3 separate regions of the Homo sapiens genome follow, and regions 1 and 3 are each linked to region 2. Evidence: read pairs that join two places in POLR2A ChIA-PET (ENCODE). Cell type or tissue: MCF 10A. All regions are shown on one strand. Each heading gives the region's core, and the rest is flanking DNA. Links, peaks and the distances in the headings are about the cores only.

Evidence for each region. ChIA-PET counts read pairs that join two places held together with the same protein. Peaks named below come from ENCODE experiments on the same cell type or tissue, not always from the same donor. Only the 100,000 strongest peaks of a DNase experiment are listed, where the experiment ranks them.
Region 1: POLR2A ChIA-PET joins it to region 2 with 13 read pairs; 2 of 35 experiments call an interaction of 5 or more read pairs at or near these places.
Region 3: POLR2A ChIA-PET joins it to region 2 with 12 read pairs; 4 of 35 experiments call an interaction of 5 or more read pairs at or near these places.

What each region holds. Positions count from the first base shown.
Region 1 is chr3:190,370,886-190,378,441 of GRCh38, forward strand. It overlaps a transcript of CLDN16 not described here. Among named protein-coding and RNA genes, the nearest start is that of CLDN16, 13 kb to the right of the region's middle. In MCF 10A, for the core only: no CTCF peak of the experiment used is centred there; a DNase peak (open chromatin) is centred at 3,636.
Region 2 is chr3:190,261,969-190,269,524 of GRCh38, forward strand. No RefSeq gene overlaps it. Among named protein-coding and RNA genes, the nearest start is that of CLDN1, 57 kb to the right of the region's middle. In MCF 10A, for the core only: no CTCF peak of the experiment used is centred there; a DNase peak (open chromatin) is centred at 3,983.
Region 3 is chr3:190,334,865-190,342,420 of GRCh38, forward strand. It overlaps a transcript of CLDN16 not described here. Among named protein-coding and RNA genes, the nearest start is that of CLDN1, 16 kb to the left of the region's middle. In MCF 10A, for the core only: a CTCF peak has its summit at 4,509; a DNase peak (open chromatin) is centred at 4,017.

The DNA.
Region 1 (7,556 bases), core at 1,733-6,732, 110 kb after region 2:
GTGCTAGATGATTCCTGCCCTCAAACATCGGACTCCAAGTTCTTGAGTTTTGGGACTCAGACTGGCTTTCTTGCTCCTCAGCTTGCAGATGAACTACTGTGGGATCTTGTGATCATGTGAGTTAATACCTTTATATATATATATATATATATATAAAATATATATGCATATATAAATTTATATAAACAAATATAAATGTATAAATATATAGGGTATAATATATATATATTTATCCTATTAGTTCTGTACCTCTATGGACTATCCTATTAGTTCTGTTCCTTGCAGATGGCCTATTGTTGGATCTTGTAATCATGTGAGTTAATACATATATATAGTATAATATATACATATTTAATCTATTAGTTCTGTCCCTTTAGAGAAACCTGACTAATACAACAGTTAAACATCTCATATAGGCAAGTAGATAGATATACATGAGTCATACATATGTGAGGGTTATGCTTGCTCATGATAATTTCTTTTTAGTTTCTCTGACTTTCCTGCTGTCTCACGCTTCCAAACCCTACACTTCGTAGGTTCACTGCCATGCCAGGATATAGGAACAAGTGCATCTCTATTAAGAAGGAACTTAATAAGTCATAGACCAATAGTCCAGGCAGAAGGAATCAGGTCAGACTCTGATGTTCTCAATTTTCCCACTAATGCCTGCTCTTGAAATTACATTCCCAGCCTGTTCCTTGGTACCCAAATTATTTGCTGGTTTCCTTCAAAAAAAAGTCAGATCTATGAAGTAGTGATTTTTGTCTATTTATTCACTGATATAATCCCAGGCTGGAGGAAAGCCTTGAATTAGGAGGTGATCCATAAATATTTGTTGAAGCAGTTCATTAATAAATATTCTGTCCAATTCAACTGGCAGCTGGTAATTTGCTCATTCCTGAACCCTAGTTCCAAGTCAGATGCTCAGTCTGCCAAAATTTCTGCCATTTTCCTTGGTTATGTAAATTGAGAGACACCAGATTCCCTGACACTGAAGCCCACATATCTGCTGTCCCAGGTCACCGAACATCTACCTGGCTGGGCTGTTGACTGCCCTTGGCCACCATAAGTTTTTGCGTCTGTGCTCTCTTTCTTGAGCTGTTTGCCCTCACATATAAGGGTGTCTTAGTCTGGCTCTGAGCACCTGCTCCAGTGTAAGATGTGTTTTATCTCAGGTCCCATGCCCTGTCTCACAGTCTTTCTCACTCCCCACTTAGGTCACATCCCAGCAGGATTAGCTATACTTGAGGCCGGCTAAGGATGAGTCTTGTATTTGGACAGCATTTGGAAATTATTTTTTTCAACCCAAGACTTGGAAAGCTTTGCAAACAGAGGGAGACACCACTGTCAGCCTCATTACCAACACTTTCAGGATAGACACCCAGCTCCTTCACATCCCTGAGAGTGGGGAAATTTACTGATGTTCTCTGAACTCCAGTTTCCTCACAAACAAACCAAAATTAGAGCTAGTATTGAGCCTGGCACAGTGGAGCCTACCTGTTTACCCAGATACTCAAGAGGCTGATGCTGTAGTATCACTTGAGGCCAGGAGTTTGAGACAAGGCTGGGAAACATGTTGAGACCCCCTTCCCCCCCAAAATAAAAATAATTTAGTTGGGCTTGTCGCACACACCTGTAGTTCCAGCTACTTTGGAGGCTGAGGTGGGAGGATCAATTGAGCCTAAGAGTTTGAGGCTGCAGTGAGCTGTGAATGTCCTACTACCCTCCAGCCTTGGTGAAAGAGCAAGACTAGGCCTCTAACTAAAAATAAATACATAAATGAGTTAAACAAAAATGAGCTAGTATTTGTGAACCTGTGTAATGTGGCCCTTTGTCCCTAGCAATTTCATTCAAATTAGCTTTCCTTCAATCCTCTCCTTAAAGGAAAACATAAAAGCAGTCATTTGTCAAAGGCCTTCTTTAAGTATCAAGGTCTTCCCAATACGAGGGGCTTGTACCTGTATCTGATCTGCTTTTGTGAGCCTGAATCTTTAGCTCCATGGAGCCCAGTTCCTGTTTCCTGACTATTGACCCCAGCCATTTAACCCCTCATCTTTTTCTTCCTTCTAGCATTTCTGCCTGTGTCGGAATCCTTACTGTACATGCTGATAATCTGCCTGACTCTTCAAAGGGCAGCCCCTTTGTTTGTTCTGCCTTCCAGTCCCTGACATAGCCTACCTGCTCTGTCTCTCAGGTGTTCTTTATCTGACATTTGTAGCATTTAGGAAATCCAATTTAGTATAAGAATTTTAACAGCTGAGAAGTCCCTTCCCTTTCTCCTTATACTTTGAAAATGAGGCTCAAGGCAGTGATATGATTTTTCTAACATAATAAATATCTGTTTCAGCAGGGGTTGCAGGGTTTCTAGAGCCTTAGTCCATTGACTCACCCAATCTGCTCCTTGTCCCTCATTCATCCTCAGGGAGTCACTGGGCCTATTAGCCAGCAAATTCTTACTTTACACCTACGACCACAGCAGCATTTTATGAACAGTTTCATTAATCATACAAGCTAAGAACATATAATTTTATGAGTAACTCATTTAGAACAAATACATTTGTTCTCTGATTCTCAATCTTCTTGAAAAGCTGCAAAGAAATTTTGACTTAATGCTTTTTTAACATAAAGGCTGTAAGAAAGACTATTCTTTACTAAACTTGTTAAGTATAGTTTGAGTGGTTAGGCCTCAAATATAGTTATAATGCATTGCATTTAACTAATTTATATTGCCTTAAATAATGCTGTTGTGCATTATTTAAGATAAGATTATTTAATCTATCAAGACAGGTTGTGAGCTCTTAGAGAACAGGTGTCAGTCATCACTGATTATCCAATAGCTAGTCCAGCGCTCAGGACGCATTTTTATTGCATGAAGAAATTCTTCAGAGCTAGTCAATGATGTAGGAAATATAGATGATAGTGGTATATATTTTAAATTGCCTATAATGTGCCCATATTAAAAAAAAAAAAAGAAAACAGATCAGTATTGTTTTGGTGGTCTGGCAAGAGACCTGAGAGATCCTTATACATTTCCCTTGCAAGTAAAAGACTCATCTTACTTGTTAGGAAACTTCTGAATTCCCCTTTTTCTCCATTTGGATGGAAGAAACTTCTCAGTGGCTGAAGTTTAGCCCCAAATGCTTATATTTTCTTCTGAATGATAAAAAAAAATGAGGAGGAATTTTAAGCAGCAAAATTTTAGCTCGTTGGGTTTTATGTCATATAAACATAGAACTCAGTCATAGAAAGGTTTTGGAGAGATCAAAATGCAAGTAAAAATCTCCAGATTCCAAGAATCCAGAATAGTCTACCATATGAGTAATGGAATCATCAATCTGTGGAGTCATTGGTTTTCTCTATTTTCCTTCCAGCCCTGAAAAACATTGTGTGTGTGTGTGTGTGTGTGTGTGTGTGTGTGTGTGTGTGTGGTTTTCCCTGAAGCAGAGTCAGAGACCCTTAATTTGCACAGGGCCAAATGTGTAAGTTATCAACAAGTTCCATGAATTGCTTTTGACCAGAAAAAGTTTACAAAGGATGCCAAAGTTCATAAAAGATGCCATTTAAGGGAGTGGCAAGCTAAGTGTTTGCTTCCCTTTCCTGCCCTAACACCCTTATAACAATCCATTCTTTATCACTCTGCAGGACTGAACTCGTTGTTGGCCACCTGTTTGGAAAACCATTCTCTTGTGGTTGGATCTAACACATACAGCATGTGAAGGTCAGCATGTTAAGTTTTCAGTTTTTTCCCACATCTAGACATTAGCTTTCTAGATAGATCCAGGCATATCATTTATCAATCTTACTTCTTCAGTTTTCCATCATTTATTTTCAAAAAGAACAACAACACTTGTTAGTTAAAATAAACAAAAAAGAAAGTTTGTTTTTAAAAAGACCAAGGCTACTAAACCTAAAACAATATTTCAAAAATTCTACATGTATTGTGTGCCGATTTTTATTACTATTTTTGGTCTAGTTTTAAGTATTACTAATGAGAATATAAGCAGAGAGTAAATAGGACTTGATATCTTAAAAATAAAGGTAGAGAATAGGGAACAGTTAAATAAGTTTACATGGCATTAGATTTACAAGTATCTTGGATTTATATCTATACTATATTTCCTTATAAAAAGAGGCATATACTTATAAAACTTTTAAAGGTACCTTGTGTGTTATTGCAAGGAATTATCTTTTTATTTGTCTATCTCCTGCACTTCATCCCTCATTTTTATTTATTCAGAAGGGATGTTTAAACTCCTGTTGGTGAGATGCACTTTAGGAGAAGTGATAAGATAACCCTACTTTTTTCTTTCATATATAATTCCTTAAGGTCAAAGAAATAATCTTTGTTTAATAACTTACTGACAGCATTTTTGCAAATGTTAACTGACCAAGGGGATTTAGGCTGTTTCATTTTGTTTTCCAACTTGGTATTTAATTTTGCTTCAGCCTCTAGGCTCTTTGGAATGCCAAGGCTGCAAGTGTAGAATGGCTACAGATCTAGAGAAAGCTATTGGCCATTGCAGGAACTCAGATGAAAAAAGATCACATGCTGGAATTAAGAGGAAGTACCTCATACATGACTATGGGTCATGCAGGAAGAAACCAATTTGTTTTATGGTTGATCCTAGTTCCAGTTGAGAGATTTAGACATTGCTACACAAAGCAGATAGCAGGGGGTTAAAAAACAGGTTGTTATGGTACTACTTGAAATTTTAGATGTAAGTAAAACCAGATATTCATTAATGCATTTGCTTGTTCTTCACTTATCTCTTTATTAAACATTTACTGTTGATCCCAGTTTGTTTCCTTTGAGTCTCCCCTCTATCCAGCGAGGTTTTTGTGGGTTAATGCAAAATGAGTGCCTCACAGGTTTTCCATTTTTAGAAGATTCGGCTTCTGCAACTAAATTGTTACTTTCCTCTGGTCATCTTCTTTCACTGATTCTTGTTCATCTCTTCACCCTTGCCTCTCAGTTAAACATTCACACCCCTCCCCCCACAAAAAAACACCCTGAGTTGTCACCTGGCTTCAAACGTATGTCTCTGCTGTGCCAGTATCTTGATCTCAGATCACTTCTGGCAGAATAATTCCAGTAACCCCCTCCATTTTTGCCAAGCAGCACAATTATTCTCTTGTACTTTTTGTTTGTTTTAGTGGCAGGTACTACTAGGTATAGCTTGGAACTGAAAGAACAATAGGGTTGGATGTTTGAGGCACAATTCTCAAAGGAATCCACATCATTGACTTCAGAATATGTTGTGCTGAAACTATCAATTACAGATTTATTATTAAGAATCCTGTACCAATTTGAGCACATAAGACTTTCCCTAGCATTTGTGCAGGAGAACCGCATTTCTGAGGAGTATTAAATGGTCATAAGGATTGTATTCTGAGAATATTAATGATATGAAAGATTAGAAAATTAAAGAAATATAAAATTTTGATAATTCAACAACAGAAATGAAAGGTATGTTGATGATTACTGAAGAAGTCACAAAATTGAAAAAAAAATCTTAGTCTCCGACCTTCAGGAGCTGAGAACTTGGTGGGAGAGATGCACAAACACATAAATATAAGTAAAACTATAAAGTGTTATGAGAGAAAAATCAACAAAAGCATCTTCCATAGGAATATACAGCAAGGAGAGAGTAATTTTAACCAAAAGAGTCTGAAAAAGTTACGGGAATATAAAGGGGTGTACATGGTCATGTTGTAGGCAGAGGAAACAATTTGAGTAAATAAGCTAATGATTTGCAAACCGAATGTATTCGTTTAGGTATCCAAACTTAATCACTGATCTAATGCTGCCATGAGAGAAATGTAAGGCATTTCTCTGCCCATAAAGAATTCCCATCCTGGTAAGGAGAAGAGACACAGAGAATTACAGTTTGATAAGTGATGTAACAGGAAGAGGTAGACTCAGAGAAGCTATCTCAGGCAGTTCTTTCTCAGAATCTCCTGGTAATTCAATTTTAAGAAATGGCAATGCCTGTAAATCACTATTTATCTGGGCATCTGATGTTTAATAGCAATTCCCAGGTGACTCTGGTGATCAAACAGGCTTTAGAATCAACTAACTATCGGATGATGAAACCTGAGTCTAGACAGAGGCAGAGAAGCTAGTTAAGTGCTGAAGGAGTGAGGAAAGGAGAAGGACAGAAATCTTCCAGGCAACGGGAAGAGCCTTTTTTGGATGCCAGAGAAAATGTTACTGGGTTCAAAGGAACTGTATGCATTTCAGAACCGCAAGAAAACAGGGTACATATTAGGGATGCATAAGAAGTGAATCTAGAGAGGAAAAGAAGAACCAGCTTGGGAAAGATCTGCATATTGTGCTGCATACTTTGCAGTTTTTTCTGCTATTGATGAGAATCTTTAAAAAGATAGGAATGTGGTAAAGGAAGCACCAAGCAAATGCTGCTGCTAATGCATTTGATATCCAAATAACTTTTTTTTTCACTTCTGTTTAAGTTCTTGGGTTGAAACATTTTACTAAAAATGGAGGTCACATGGTCATCATCCTTCTATCATAAGAGTTTGTACTCTTGGGTTCCATTTGGGTCTCCGTTAGTTTCATCTCTGCAAATAAGTTTAGTTGAGCTTTGTCCCTGGTAAAACAAAACAAAACAAAGCAAAACAACTCTGTATTTTGAGATTCTCTGTTTAAAGTCTCCTTAGATGTGAAAATAAGTAACAGTTACTGGTTTGTATTCAATGTATGTTATTAATCACTATGAAAAGCTCTAAAATCTCTGTTTTCTGATTAGTGATCTTTGGTTGCCAAAAAATTCCAGTGAAATATAGTTCTTTAAGCCCTTGCTAAGAGCAAGATGTGTGTGTAAATTCTGCGAGTGATAAGAGGGTGAGCGGGCACCCTCTCTGCCCTTATGAATCTTACAGGTAGAGCTAAAAGTGTAAAGAAGGTTTGAGTCTTAGGTTTCTCGTTAACAGCTGTCATCCTGGGAAAATACTTGCCTGCAACCTTATTTATTCATCTGTAAAAGGAATTCCTGAACAAGAGTATCTCCAAACTCCTTTCTAGTTTTAACTAGGAGTTTCCAGAAATCTAGCAGAGAAAGATATGGGGATAACAAAGTAGAAGTCTATATTGCATAGTGTTATTTAGGACCATGTTCTCTGGAGTCAGTCAAACCTGGGTTTAAATCCTGGCTCCATTATTTACTTACTGGAAAAACTGGGATAAGTTACCACCCCAATCATCTGTTTCCTTGTCCATTAAACACATGCTTATAATAGTGACTACCTCTTATATAATTATTATTACAACAAGCAAAGAGCTAATAATAATTCAAAGAAAAGGTCACGTATGAATGAGGGCTCACAATGCACTTACAAGAAGACAGCAATTGAGAAGATCCTTGAAGATGAAGGAGGGTCTCAGTAGGTAGAATCAGCAGACGAGAGATAAGAGACAAAAATGAGAGAAGTTCTTTCTAAAGGAGGGTAAAACTCACAAGGTTTTCACACATGTAGAGAACAGGATATACAGTACAATAGAACCTTCTACCTTTCATGAGTGATGCTTCCCTGAGGGC
Region 2 (7,556 bases), core at 914-5,913:
GCATGAGTGTGCTGACCTGGGCTTGGCTAGCTCAGCTGTTGTTTTGGAAGGCAAAACCACAGCTCTAAATTCCCCAGGGTATCATCAGCCAGTGTTCCAGATCTACAATGGTGGTGGTCTTGGGAATCACAGCAGACCACCCACAAAGAAAATAAATGAAAACAACATCTAGCCCTTCAAGCAGGTTTTGCACTTATAATCTCAAAATGTTCAAAAGCAGGAAATATTTTAGTTTATTGTCATGAAAGCCCTTGGAACAGGCATCAGCATTCTGAAAGAAGTAAAGCTAAACCTACATGAGGCATAATAATATCAATAGTGTATGGTAATAACAATAGTAATTTATACTTTTTATCACTCTTTGAAGAAGTTTTTCCCACAGAGGTTTCTTGAAGAGGAAAATGCCCTTGGTTTGGAGTGACTTAAATTACTGTTTTGACTCTGGCATAAGCTCTATCATTTTGTACAATTACCTTTACTTCTGGAGTCATATTTTCTCATCAGTAAAAATGAGGGTGGGGTGAATAGTGTCTGCACAGGGCAGCCCTCATGATTGATTAATCATATATTTATATCACACTTTGATAAACTGAAAAATGGGAAAAACTAAATTGTCCTATCATGTTTATTTTACAAAAGTCATGAAGAATCTCACAGAAACAGAAGAGTAATAACTTATTTTTCTTCTACTTTAGAAAACCAGGACTCTCTACAGAACACCTTACCCAAATTGCAATTGGATTTTCACACTCAACATCAACAAAGCAACCAAATAAGTATTTTTCACTACACTAGAGCTTGGAGTAGTTGCAAAGAAGTATGGCAGACTAGCTGGAGAGGCAGGACATCCACACAAGAATCAGGCAGGATGGAGCAATATTTATGTACAAACTCATATTGATATTTAAGTGTGAAGATTCCTCATGTCTGATATTGGGCTCATTTTGAAACCCTGAAGACAATATGTCCTTCCATGATTCTCCCCATAAACACCTCCTTTTACATATTTCAGAGGAGTTTTTGAGCATTCATGGTTCCTATGTTGCACACTCTTCCACACAGATCAAAGTGGCAAGTTTCATCCTGGCATGTCTCTCTCCAATAAACAGTCCTCAATGGCTCATGAGATTTATTATTTTCCCCATCCCACTTTTGAAGAAAGTATTATGGCAAGAATACCCCAAAAGAATGGTAATAGCTTACCTGCAGAGACCTTGAAACAGGGAGAAGAGGTGCTATTTAGAAATATATACAGCATTTCTACACAAAGTTCTGAGATTTTTTCTTCACTTATCATCACTATCTCTAAACAAAAAAGTGGAAGATAGTAAAAACTCTCCATTTTTCAATTCTGCATAAAACATGGCCCAAGCATATCAAAATAGCCAGGTGCATCCCCCGTGAGGGCTATAAGCCCCAGTAAACACTGGTTTTAATCATCCTCATGTGGTGGTACCATTGGTAGGCAATGAAGCCTAAAGCTTTTCCACACCCTTCCCTCGCTCTTGTAAAACTGGTTGAGAGGGAGGGTGGTGGCAGAGTGTAGTGGTTCTCACACCTTAGTGATCCAAATGAAAACTTGCTCCAAATAAAGATGCCTGCACCCTATCTCCAGAAGTTTTTTTTTGTAGCTTGGGGAAAGTTTTAGGAAACTGATTTATTAATACATATCCCAGGTAAATCTAATGCAGATAGTCTGGACATCATGCTTTAAGGAATACCACTCAGTTATAAAAAGGAACAAAATAATGTCATTGCAGCCACTTGGATGGAGCTGAAAACCATTATTCTAAGTGAAGTAGCTCAGGCATAGAAAACCAAATACCATATGTTCTCACTTAAAAGTGGGAGCTAAACTATGAGGACGTAAAGGCATAAGAGTGATATAATGGATCCTGGGGACTTGGGAGGTGGGGAGATTGGGGGGCAGGTGAGGGATAAAAGATGACATATTGGATACAGTGTACACTGCTCAGGTGACAGGTGCACTAAAATCTCAGAAATCATCACTAAAAAGCTTGTCCGTGTAACCAAAAACTACCTGTACTCCAAAAACTATTGAAATAAAAAAATGGAAAAACACTCGAAAGAAAGAAAGAGAAAGAAAGGAAGGAAGGAAGGAAGGAAGGAAGGAAGGAAGGAAAAAAGAAAGGAAAAGAAAAGAGAAAAAATACTAGCATGACATCTAGGAGCTCAAGATTTCAAGTCAGAAAAATCTAAATTTAATCTAAAATTTTAAATCCAAAAGCCTGGGATTTTCTGATCTTAACCGTTGGGCGAGTTGTTCTACCTGCTTAAGCCTTAGTTTTGTTACCTGCTTAAGCCTTAGTTTTGTTACCTGCTTAAGCCTTAGTTTTGTTAAAAGGAAAAAAAAAACCTAGACAAGTTTAAATTTAACTGAGTTTATTTGAGGGGAAAAGGAAAGCATTCAACAAACAAACAAAAATGATTCACAAATCAGGCAGCCCTCAGAACCAAAAGGTTCTAAGAACTCCTGATCTACAGTGTGTTTAGGCAGTTTTTATGGATAGAAAATAGAAGTGAGGCAAAAAGGACAACTTAATTGTTACAGTTTATTTCAATTAGCTGGCCCCCTACAACTGAGGAAAGCTCAGCTACTGTAACTAACCAGAATCCAGCTACCCATATACGAGTATCCTCCCAAGTTAATTGGTTTTACTAGCGTGAAGGACTCCATATTGGTTAGATCTGTTGGGCCTAGAACAGGAACTTAGTCTAAATCAATGGCCTCCTACAAATTTTATTCAACATTTTTTTTCAACTATAAAATGGGAATAGTGACACCTCAGAGTGGTGGTGTAAGTTTTAAGGGGCACTAGGTATATAGAGAGCTTAGCTCTGTGACTGCCACATAAGAGGCACAAAACCCAAAATCCATGATGAATATTATTTGATATAACTTCAAGCGTAAACTAGGGCAACTCTTACACGGTTTGACATCTTGAAGTCTCTAAATTTATTTCTAAATTTAAAAAATAATAATGGCATTATTTTCCTTACAATAATGGCAAAGCACAATGATATAATGAGTTTTTTTTTTTCCCCGTCAACTACAACCACTACATTGAAGAATAGAAATTTAATTTGAACACTAGGACATGGGATATTTGTCCTTCAGGAATCTGTAGTTTCATAAGTTCAGTGCCAATAAAGGTTTTTGAGGCAGTCATGTAGACGTGTTGAAAAAGATTCTGACAGTCACCATAATATGAGCTGGTGACTATAACCCAGCCATCTGAGTGTCTGTTCTGGTGTCCAGGGCCAATACCAGCTCTGCAGTTCTGTCTTTTTTTTTCCCACAGGAATGTAAGACTCAAATGAGGAAATGCAATGAAAGCAATTTGAAAAGTGTACAACACTGTGCAGATAATAGAATTGTTATGAGGCCTCTGTTCTGAAAGCCAGAGAAGATAACACCCTAAAGAAATAATAGACCATCTCATAAAGAAGTTTCATTGTTTTGGACTGATGGTAAGTATAGTTACATGCCACCATCTGTTGGGTAACTGAATAGCTGATGTGCACATGGCTAGAGGAATTACCTGATTCAAGAATCAGATAGAAGTCCCAGATCAGATAGTTTTTAAGGTTTCCTTCTATTCAGATGTGGGATGATTCTAAAAAAAAAAATTGAATGAAACATTCAAAAAAATAGAGATGAAAAAATTATTCTAAATTTTGCTATTGAACTGACACACTTTCTAGAAATAAATTCAAAGTAAAATATGTAGTTTTACAAACCTGTATTTTTCAGGCAACAGCGCGATCAAGTAAGGAAACAAAGCCAAAATTATATGGACCAAGTTGTTTACTAAATGAAAATTCTAGCCTTCATTATGGCTGTGGGATTTGGCTCTCCCAGAGCTATCACACCTGGCTTGTTGAGCAATAAATACCTGTGGCACCATGAGTCAGATGGGGCATTAACTGGCAAGTCAAGAGAACCAGGCACACTACTGGAGTGACGTCTTTCCGCCTGCAAAGATACAAGACTTGCTGTCCACAAACTAATTAAGCATGATGTGGATAGAAAAGGGGAAGGAGGAGGGAGTAAGAGACCCGGGACTGGGAGCTTCTTGGCAGAAAACATTTCTGTCAACAAACTTTCAGTCTGTTAGGCTCCACCTCATGTGATCTTTCAATACTTTGCATGCCTCTGTACAACTCATCAGATCTGTGTTGCATATCTTTCTCCAAGAGGCAGGAAATATGTCTCATTTTTCTGTATCTTTAATGACAAACAATGTCATTGCATAGAACTCAGCATAAGGCTATTAACTGAGTACAATAGCACAGATTAAAAAGTATCTCAGGTTCAAAAAATATTGCCAGTTAGTGGTAGAAAATCCATGTCCTACTCTGAACTTCTGGGAAAATGAATATACATTAACTTTAAGGACAATAATCAGAGATACTGTAATATAGGACTACTGTGAAACCTGGTGGGCAGAGCTCAGAGTAGCATGAAGCTCTTTCAGTGCTGAAGCTCTCTCCTTGAGCCAAAGAGGAGGCATCACTGCTGGCAGCAAGACAAGGACACCACTCCAGTCTTTCTAGTTACCCTGCCCAAAGAGATAAATGATAACACTTCCTAATCTGAAAAGCAAGACTCAATCCCCAACTGAAGTACATGGAATTCTGGCTTCTTCCAAAACCATATCTTCCAAATTGTATTAGGGAGCATATTTGTCTAATTCTCAGTCAACAATTTCCCTGATCTATCTAGATCATTAGTATTTGCTGACTGTTGCTTTTTTTCTGAAATCTCAAATCCCTTATGTTCTATGAGAACATTATCTCCTGGTACTCTACTTTATAGGTGGACATTTTCTCTGACTACTTTGAGGTTTCTTTCTCCTCTCACCAAGACATGATTATTTACCACATGGCTCAGTGTTTGGCTCTTATTTCTTCTCTCTAAACAATTTCCCCTTTAGTAATTCAATTTATTCTCAAGACTTTAACTACATCAGTGTTGAAGAAGTGAGCATGTCTATCCATGTCTATCCCTGCCTCTACTTTAGTTTCAGTTTTCCAAATGTTTGCAAGGCATCTTTTTGTAGATGCTCTGTCATCAGCTCATTGCCTCATCTTGCTCTTGCATACCACGTGCACAAATTTGGAAAGTCTCTACTTTGGTCTGTGTCTCAATTTTTCATGAATTGACTTGGATGGTAGAAGAAGTTATTTAGAAATTCAATGAAGCTTTTAAGTTCAGAGTAAAAGATTCTCTCAAATGAAATTCACAATTTTTCTAATGTTCTTGGCAACTATACATTTCTATCATTTTTGTTACCATATTTCTAATAGTTCAAGCTAAAAACTAATATTCAAACTTAATATTCAACCACCAGTATTTAAATGATCAGGCCCGATGTGGTGGCTCATGCCTGTAAACCCAGCAGTTTGGGAAGCCAAAGTGGTGGATCACTTGAGGTCAGGAGTTTGAGACCAACCTGACCAACATGGTGAAACCCCGTCTCTACTAAAAATACAAAAATTGGCTGGGCATGGTGGCACATGCCTGTAATCCCAGCTACTCTAGAGTCTTAGACAGGAGAATCACTTGAACCCAAGAGGCGGAGGTTGCAGTGAGCAGAGATCACGCCATTGCACCCCGGCCTGGGCAACAAGAGCGAACCTCCGTCTCAAAAGTAAATAAATAAATAAATAAATAAATAAATAAATAAAATAAATAAATTATAGGTGGACGTTTTCTCTGACTACTTTGAGGTTTCTTTCTCCTCTTTTTATCTTTATCTATTCTAGTATTTGAATGACCATTGTTAGAATGGGCTAAAAGAAGACAAGACTTGAAGTCTCAGAAGGGAACATCTGGAGCCCATTACTAATAAAAATTGTTTCATGCTCTGCCTTACATTTGATTTATTCATGTGGGTCTGTCTTTCCAACTAGATTTGAGGTTCTAGAAGGAAAGATTGATATTTGATTCATTTTAGTGTCATATAAAACAGTGTCTAATATTTTATATGTGCTCAATAAGTATTTATTAAATTATTGCAATTTCAAGTACTAGGCTTCTTACGATGAGAAACCGAGGTGTAGAAATAGATGTCATGTGCCCATGACCAATATGAACTCCTCTCTAACTTCCCTGTTTCCCCCACCTGGCGCTAGTCCTCTTCGCTGCACGTCTGAGATCCCGCAAAGGCTTTTTGTCTCTACCTCCAGCCTCTCCCCTCTCACCCATCCTTCGCATTGGTGCTTGATGTCATGCAAGCATCTCCACTGGCTTGTTCTTGTCCATGCCATCATAATGAAATATGTCACTCATGTGGCTTTTCACAACTGCTTCTCTCACCTTTTTCAAACTTATCTCTCACTTTGTTGCAGAATGCTTGTGTATTTCAAATGATCACTCTTCTCCTCCCTCTGCCACAGCCATGAGAGGTTCTTCAATTTATGAACCTGGTGGGGTTCCTGAAGGTAAAAATCCACAGAAGTGTGGGGCTACTCTTGACTAAAGTCCCCAAATTTTTTTCAGAGTACTTTTGGTTTCAACTATGACAATATGAAAAGCTACTCAGCTTCCAGAAATTCATCAAAATTCCCATTTAATTGTTCCTATCCATTTATAGCTTTAGTAGCTTCTGCCCCAGGTAAGTTGATCTTGGCTGTGTCTCCCTGAATTCATTTGTCTCTTCAGGGTAATGTAATGTTTTGTCTACCGTCTCACTTCTCTAATAGATCTAAAAAAAGTCATTGATTTTCAACTTGTTCAACTTTTTCTTGTCGTAGGGGCAGGAGCGATGACTTCCAAGCTCTTCACATTTTCAGAGTTGAAGCCAAAAGTACTCTGAATCCCTCTTGATTAGTCTAACATTGTTGGATGTGGAATGGCATAAGAATGAGAAGTATATGGGTTGTATCTTATTTAACCTTATATTCAGCTGTGGGATGGGCAGAATAGGGTTAAGGCTCAATATACTGCAAAGCTTTAGTGTTGAGTCAACAGAAAAAGACAAACTGTCTCACACATCAGAAAACTGGTACACTTCAGTTAATCAGCACAATCAGTAAAGATTTCTAAGTGTACTAATTGCATAAATTATAGAAGAGACTTGTAAAATTTAGAAAGCATAATAATATTTTCCAGTATTAGATGTGTGTGCCTGCATTCTTGAATAAAATTACAACCTTAGACACAGCAGATAATTATTCACACTGCTTATAAATCTGAAACTTAAAAGGGAAACCTATAAATTTTCAACAAACAATGGCACCCACACATCTATTTCATACGTCTGCTCTTTCCCAAGCACCAGATTTTATACAGCTGCCTGAAATTTTGGCAGAGGGCATCCTAGATGCTGCCAAGATCATGAGAAAGGAAACAGATCTTAACCCAGTTCATTCCAACTTTAAGCATTCAAGATCATACATTTCGGAGTGTTCAGGGAACATAGAATTTGATGGTGAGAATAATGTCTGAGAAAGAGAATTTTATACTAAGATTAAATTTATAATATACTTTCAGAGTTATTTTTCTGATTTTTAACAGATGGGTTAAGAAA
Region 3 (7,556 bases), core at 1,733-6,732, 74 kb after region 2:
CCTATGCAATGGTGGAACAGCCTTGCCCCCTTGCATCTAGGCAGTAGAATCTCTGGAAACAATTTGTACTCCAGAGCTCGTTGTGGGTTCAGTCTAAAGATGAATTCTTTTATTTTTCTTTTCTTTTCTTTTTATTCTTTTCTTTCCTTTTCTTTTTTCTTTTTTTTTTTTTTTGTTTGTTGTGTTTGTTTGCTTTTGAGATGGAGTTTTGCTCTGTTGCCCTGGCTAGAGTGCAGTGGCACGATCTTAACTCACTGCAACCTATGGCTCCCAGGTTCAAGCGATTCTCCTGCCACAGCCTCCCTAGTAGCTGAGATTACAGGCACCCGCCACCATGCCCAGCTAATTTTTGTATTTTTAGTAGGGACGGAGTTTCACCACGTTGGCCAGGCTGGTCTCGAACTCTTGACCTCAGGTGATCCTCTCGCCTCTGCCTCCCAAAGTGCTAGGATTACAGATGTGAGCCACTGCACCTGGCCCTGAGGATGAATTCTTCTGAAATCACATCTTCATCTAGCTTCTTCCTTTGTACTCTTCTGCTACTCTTGCCTCTTTAAAGGTTTATCCTGGCTGGGTGCAGTGGCTCACGCCTGTAATCCCAGCACTTTGAGAGGCCGAAACGGGTGGATCATGAGGTCAGGAGATCAAGACCATCCTGGCCAACATGGTGAAACCCTGTCTCTACTAAAATACAAAAAACATTTGGGCGTGGTGGTGCATGCCTGTAGCCCCAGCTACTGGGGAGGCTGAGGCAGGGGAATCACTTGAACCCAGGAGGCGGAGCTTGCAGTGAGCCGAGATCGTGCCACTGCACTCCAGCCTGGTGACAGAGCAAGACTCCATCAAAAAAAAAAAAAAAAAAAAAAAGGTTTATCCTAAGGGCATGCCCTGAATAAATGACTTGCATAAAATTATCTGTCTCAGACACTGATTCTAGAGAACACAGCTTCTAGGGAGCTCAATATAAATGACAGTTATTGCTAGAAATTGTCCCATAAAGCAGACTCTAAAGATTTAATTCTGGAGTTGAATCAGACCCCAGCTTGGTAGTAAGGATGACCCCAAACCTAGTGGTAAGTAGAGTATTTATAGTTTCTTGAATGTTCTAACAGTACAATTGCTAAAGTGTTGGAGATGCCGTAGCTTTTACAGTGTCTTTGGCATTTGAGAGAAGTAGGGGAAATAATAAGATTATGGAACGTGGAATTTGGTGTTAGTTGTTGTGTGCCTTTTGGTTACTCAGGAGAAAAAAAAATGACTAATCATTAATTTAAAACTAAGTGCAAAAGTCAGAGGTTATTTCTGGAAGTCTTTAAAGAGACTTTTCTCACTTGCAGCTTGGGAGCATGTTGAGCCGGTGAACCATAGGCCTTAGTTGTGACAAGAGCAAAACTTCAGAAAAGCCTAAATTCATGCCTAGGTAAGACTCTGGATGCCATAATAAGGCAGATGTGCTTCAGAGAGTGGGAGTTAAGCCATGCAGATTCAGTGGCTTGCCACATATACGATGCTTTTAGGGATCCAGTGGTCTGGTGCATACTCGAACATCCCTTCCAAGGTAAAGGGCAAAGTTATGGCATCTTTTGTATACTACCATTAAAAAAGAAGTAAAACACAGCACATACAACACTTGGGAATACTACAATGAATGATTTAGCAAGTGCTGTGGAAAGTTCCCCGTTTTCAGTGAGGCCCTGAGCAAGAAAGGGCATGTTCAGGCCATATAGCACAAGCTGTCCTACCACATGGCTTATGTGGCCCAACAGATCCTATAGTTGCATAAAAGTTATCTCTAGGAGATAAAGGTTTTGTGTGGAGTCTCTGACAAGCCCCAACAGAAGGGTTTCATAACAGGCTGCTGAGATTGTGGAGCAAGGCCATGCCATCTGCAGCAGAGCATGTGATTTAAAATGCAGTTGCATCAAGACATGAGACAAAAGCTGTTCGCCAAGAACTGGACGCTGGCAGTCCAAGTAATAAACTACAGCAGCCCCAACAGCAATTATTTATAAAATAGAAGTGTTACAGAATGGATCACCCTTAAAATATCCAAAGGGCATATGTAAGCTGGATGAACAAATATTCCAGACTTCTTTGTCACCAGCACAGTCTCACCTGACACCACTCAATCAGCTCACACTTGTAACCTCATGGGAGAATCCTTATGAGCAGCTAATAGAGGAAGAAAACAACACAGGCTTGGTCCATGGATTGTTCATCTCAGTATGTTGGTGTGGACAATGGACTGCTGTTGTAATATAGCCCCACTTGGTAAGTCCTGGAAGACAGTATTCATGGGAAAATACAAACAGGAGGCAGGATTTGGGTTAGTGTTACTTGTAATCCAATTTTGTTGAGTGACAAATGGCTTAAAAGAACGCTATACACATGGTCATTGGTGGATAGCTTGGCCTGAACAAAGCAATGTTTTCATATTAGTGACAAGAAGATCCAAGAAAGAAGCATGTGGATGAACATATGGAAATGGGCAGAAACTAAGAAGAACTCACCATTACGTGTTAACCCTCATCAAGTTAGAGACACAAAGCAACCAAGTGTGGAGAATGGCCCAATAGATAAGAAGAAACTTAGCTAGCTGAAAGGTCTCACGAATGTAGTAGTCATGGCAGCATAGATGGAGACAATATGTGGACGATAAGAATGCGTTCTCCTCTCACCAAAGCTCATATACCCGATGCCATATCCAACCTATCAACCAACACATTTCTGTGCTGAGCTCCTTATATGATAATATTCTTTGACAAAACCAGCCAGACATTTTGGTGGCAAGCTGATAAAACTGGACTGCTCTCATCCTGACAAAAGCAACAATTAATCCTGAGTAGTAGTGACACACATTCCTAGGATGTGTTTGCCTTTTCTACCAGTAGTATTTCTGTCAGCATTATACAGAAAGGCTCACAGAGAGAGATATTGGATAGCATCTCATACAATATCACTTCAGATCAAGAGAACCCCTTTATGGCAAAGGAAGCCTGGTAGTGGGAACATGGCAAAGATATCCCCTGATCCTATGATACATTGAATCAATTAGTGGCAGCTGACCCTATAGAGCATAGGAAAGCCCCTTTTAATGTATAGCTGTAGTACCATCTTGAAGATGATGCCTGTAGATGGAGACACTATACTTCAGAAAGATGTACATTCATCCTAAACCAACAGCCATTACATGGTGCCAGGGTGCCCAGTAGGTAGAGTACATGAGTTCAGTAACCAAAAGACGGAGGAAATAGTAGCCCTACTTCACCGCCACTCCAAGAATTGACTAGGAGATGTTGTATTGCCTGTCTACTCAATTTTAGAGCCTGTGGATCCAGAGGTCCCAGAGAAGATATGCTTTCACTCAGGGACACAAGAGTCTCATAGAACTTAAAGATACAGCTGATACATGATCACTTCTAGTTCTTCAAGTGGACCAACAAGCAAGAAAAGGAATTATTATACTGCCAAGATTGTGTACACTAGGATATTTGAATGTGTAGTGGCGTATTTTAGCCTGATTACCTAAGGAAAAGGGCTGCTGTTACTTAATAGGGGCATGGAGAAATACTTTTCATACCTACGTGAACTGCAGGTTATCTCTTGGTACCCTCATGCCCAAGTTTAATTATAAATTGACAAGTACAGCAATTATTGCCTGGCAAGTGCGTGGTAACTAGGGAATCAAGGCTCTCAGGGATGAGTGTCTGAGACATCCCACCAGACAAGCCACCTAGATGAACTGAAGTCCTAGCTGAGTGTAAAAGGAATCTATAATTGTAGCTGACAGGGATAATGTGTATTATTGACAGCCTTGAGATCAATTGCAGCAAAGAAGGCTGTAATTCATCCTACAAATGCTCCTCTTACAAGTTTTCCTAGAAATTGAGACCAACTCAAATTCTGAAGAAGCTAAGACCAGATAGGAAGAACTTATTGTGAGAAGTGAATGGATTTGAGAAGTGTGAGTGGCAGACTTGGAAGTGGCTCTTGGCACTTCTCCAGATCTCCTTGACTGGGCTGGTACACTCATACCCCTGCAGGTCTTGGCTGATAACTGCTCAAGTTAGCACATTTCACTGTAGGGTTGTCCTCAGCTGATTGAAGCTACCTCACCCAGAAATGCCTGAGAAGTTACACTGTTCTCTCTCCAAAGACTGACAAGTGCAGGGATAAGACAGTGCAGCTCTCTTTTCTCTGGCCAAGAAAATTATCTGATTATAATCTATGTTCTAGAGAGCTAACTAGGGGATTAGATTGAGACTAAACTTCTGAAATCATATTATTGCCTAACTCTACCCATCCTTCATCTTTTCCTGCTCTTCTTGCTTCCTTAAAGACTTCTAAGTGTATTCCTTCTAGAAATCACCTGCACAAGACTCTCTGTCTAATACTCTGCTTCTAGGCTTCTGGGCCTAACTCAATTACATGTGGCAATGGCTGGGTTTCTCTATGGAGAACCACAGTCTCACCTAGTGGTCATTTCCTGTGTATACATTATTCTTCATTTGTGTGTGACATTGGTTTCCTGTCACAATCCTGACTAATGAAGCAGAAGCAAGCAGGGAGTGATGTGATTAGATTCACATTTAGAAAGCTCAATCTGGCAGCAGTGTTGAGGAGACAATGTATGAGAGGCAAGTCTAGTTGCAAAAATATAATTTCATAGATTATGGTAATAGTCTAGAAAATAATTGAAAAGGGCTAGAAGTTTAATGATCATTGGAAATAGCATACATTAGGTAAACTTGTAAGATAGGTCAGCAGTAAAATTGATTTAAGGATTAATATGTCCTAACCTCCTGCAAGAATTGAAACCACATATACTGCCTTAAAAACTCATTAAACAATTATTGTTTTACCACATATGTAAAAAAAATTACTACTACTCCTGCGGAGCTTGTAGTCTTAATAGTGAATAATGACTATCTTGGTAGTTGTTATAAAAGTCAAAAAATAAATATTATACTAGAATTATAAGCAAAAGGGTGTGAAATCAAGAAAAACTATAGGACAATATTTCCAATGAACACTGACACAAAAGTCAGCAGTTAAATATTAGCAAATCAAATTCAACAGCATATCAGAAAGATTATACATCATAATCAAGTGAGATTTATCCCTGGAATAAAAGGTTGGTTTAATATAAACAAATCAGTTGGTGATATATCATATTAACAGACATAAAGTCAAAAAGCCACATGATCATATCTATTGACAAAGAAAAAGTATTTGACAAAGTTTAACATCCTTTCTTGATAAAAACTTCTAACACTTTAGGTATAGAAGGAAAGTTCCTCAATGTAATAAGGGCTATTTATGGAAAACCCACAGCTAACATAAACAATGGGAAGAAACTGACAGCATTTCCTCTGAGATCTGGTATAAGACAAGGATGCCTACTGTATTAGTCCATTTTCATCCTGCTGATGAAAACATACCTGAGACTGGGCAATTTACAAAAGAAAGAGGTTTATTAGACTTACAGTTCCATGCAGCGGGGAGGCCTCACAATCACAGTCATGGCAGAGATGAAAGGAATGTCTCACGTGGTGGCAGACAAGAGCTTGTGCAGGGGAACTCCCATTTTTAAAACCATCAAATCTCATGAGTCTTACTCACTAACATGAGAGGGTAGCACAGGAAAGACCTCCCACCCATGATTCAATTACCTGCTACCAGGTCCATCCCACAACACGTGGGAATCGTGGGAGTTACAAATCAAGATGAGATTTGGGTGGGGACACAACCAAACCATATCATTCTGCCCCTAGCGACTCCTAATCTTGTTCTAACATTTCAAAACCAATCATGCCTTCCCAACAGTCCCCCAACATCTTAACTCATTTCAGCATTAACTCAAAAGTCCAAAATCTCATCTGAGACAAGGCAAGCCCCTTCTGTCTATGAGCCTGTGTAAAATCAAAATCAAGTTAGTTACTTCCTAGATACAATGGGGGTACAGGAATTGGGTAAATATAGCCATTCCAAATGGGAGAAATTGGCCAAAACAAAGGGGTTACAGGCCCCATGCAAGTCGGAAATCCAGCAGGGCAGTCAAATCTTAAAGCTCCAAAATGATTTCCTTTGACTCCAGGTCTCACGACCAGGTCATGCTGATGCAAGAGGTGGGTTCCCATGGTCTTGGGCAGCTCTGCCCTTGTGGCTTTGCAGGGTAGAGCTTTTCCTCCAGCTGCTTTCATGGGCTGGCATGACATTGAGTGTCTGCAGCTTTTCCAGGTACACAGTGCAAGCCGTCAGTGGATCTACCATTATGGGGTCTAGAGGATGATGGCCCTCTTTTCACAGTTCGACTAGGTGGTGCCCCAGTAGGGACTCTATGTGGGGGCTCCAACCCCACATTTCTCTTCCACACTGCCCTAGCAGAGGTTCTCTATAAGGACCCCACCCCTGTAGCAAACTTCTGCCTGGATATCAAGGTGTTTCCATACATCCTCTGAAATCTAGGCAGAGGCTCCCAAATCCCAAGTCTTGACTTCTGTGCACTTGCAGGCTCAACACCAGGTGGAAGCTGCCAAGGTTTGGGAATTGCACCCTCTGAAGTCATGGCCTGAGCTCTATGTTGGCCCCTTTCAGCCATGGCTGGAGCAGCTGGGATGCAGGGTACCAAGTCCCTAGGCTGCACACAGCAGAGGAACCCTGGGCCTGGCCCACTAAACAATTTTTTTCCTCCTAGGCCTCCAGGTCTGTGATGGGAGGGGCTGCCACAAAGGTCTCTCACATGCCCTGGAGATATTTTTTTCCATTGACTTGGTGATTAATATTCGGCTTCTCATTAGTTATGCAAATTTCTATAGCCGGCTTGGATTTCTCCCCGCAGAATGAGATTTTCTTTTCTATTGCATTGTCAGGCTGCAGATTTTCTGAACTTTGATGCTCTGTTTCCCTTTTAAAACTGAATGCATTTAACAGCACTCAAGTCACCTCTTGAATGCTTTGCTGCTTAAAAATTTCTTTCACCGGATACCCCAAATCATCTCTCTCAAGTTCAAAGATCCACAAATCTCTAGGGCAGGGACAAAATGCTGCCAGTCTCTTTGCTAAAACATAACAAGAGTCACCTTTGCTCCAGTTCCCCAAAAGGTCCTTATTTCCATCTGAAACCACCTGAGCCTGGACTTTATTTTCCATATCACTATCAGCATTTTTGGCAAAGCCATTCAAGAAATCTCCAGGAAGTTCCAAACTTTCTCACATCTTCCTGTCTTCTTCTGAGCCCTCCAAACTGTTCCAAACTCTGCCTGTTACACAGTTCCAAAGTCGCTTCCACATTTTCAGGTATCTTTTCAGGAGCACCCCACTCTGCTGGTACCAATTTACTGTATTAGTTCATTTTCATGCTGCTGATAAGGACATACCTGAGACTGGGCAATTTACAAAAGAAAGAGGTTTATTGGACTTACAGTTCCACATGGCTGGGGATGCATCACAATTATGGCAGAAGGTGAAAGGCACATCTCACATGGTGGTAGAATTTGGTAAAGTTGCAAGATATAAAATCAACATACAAAAATCTGTGGGATTTATATATGCAA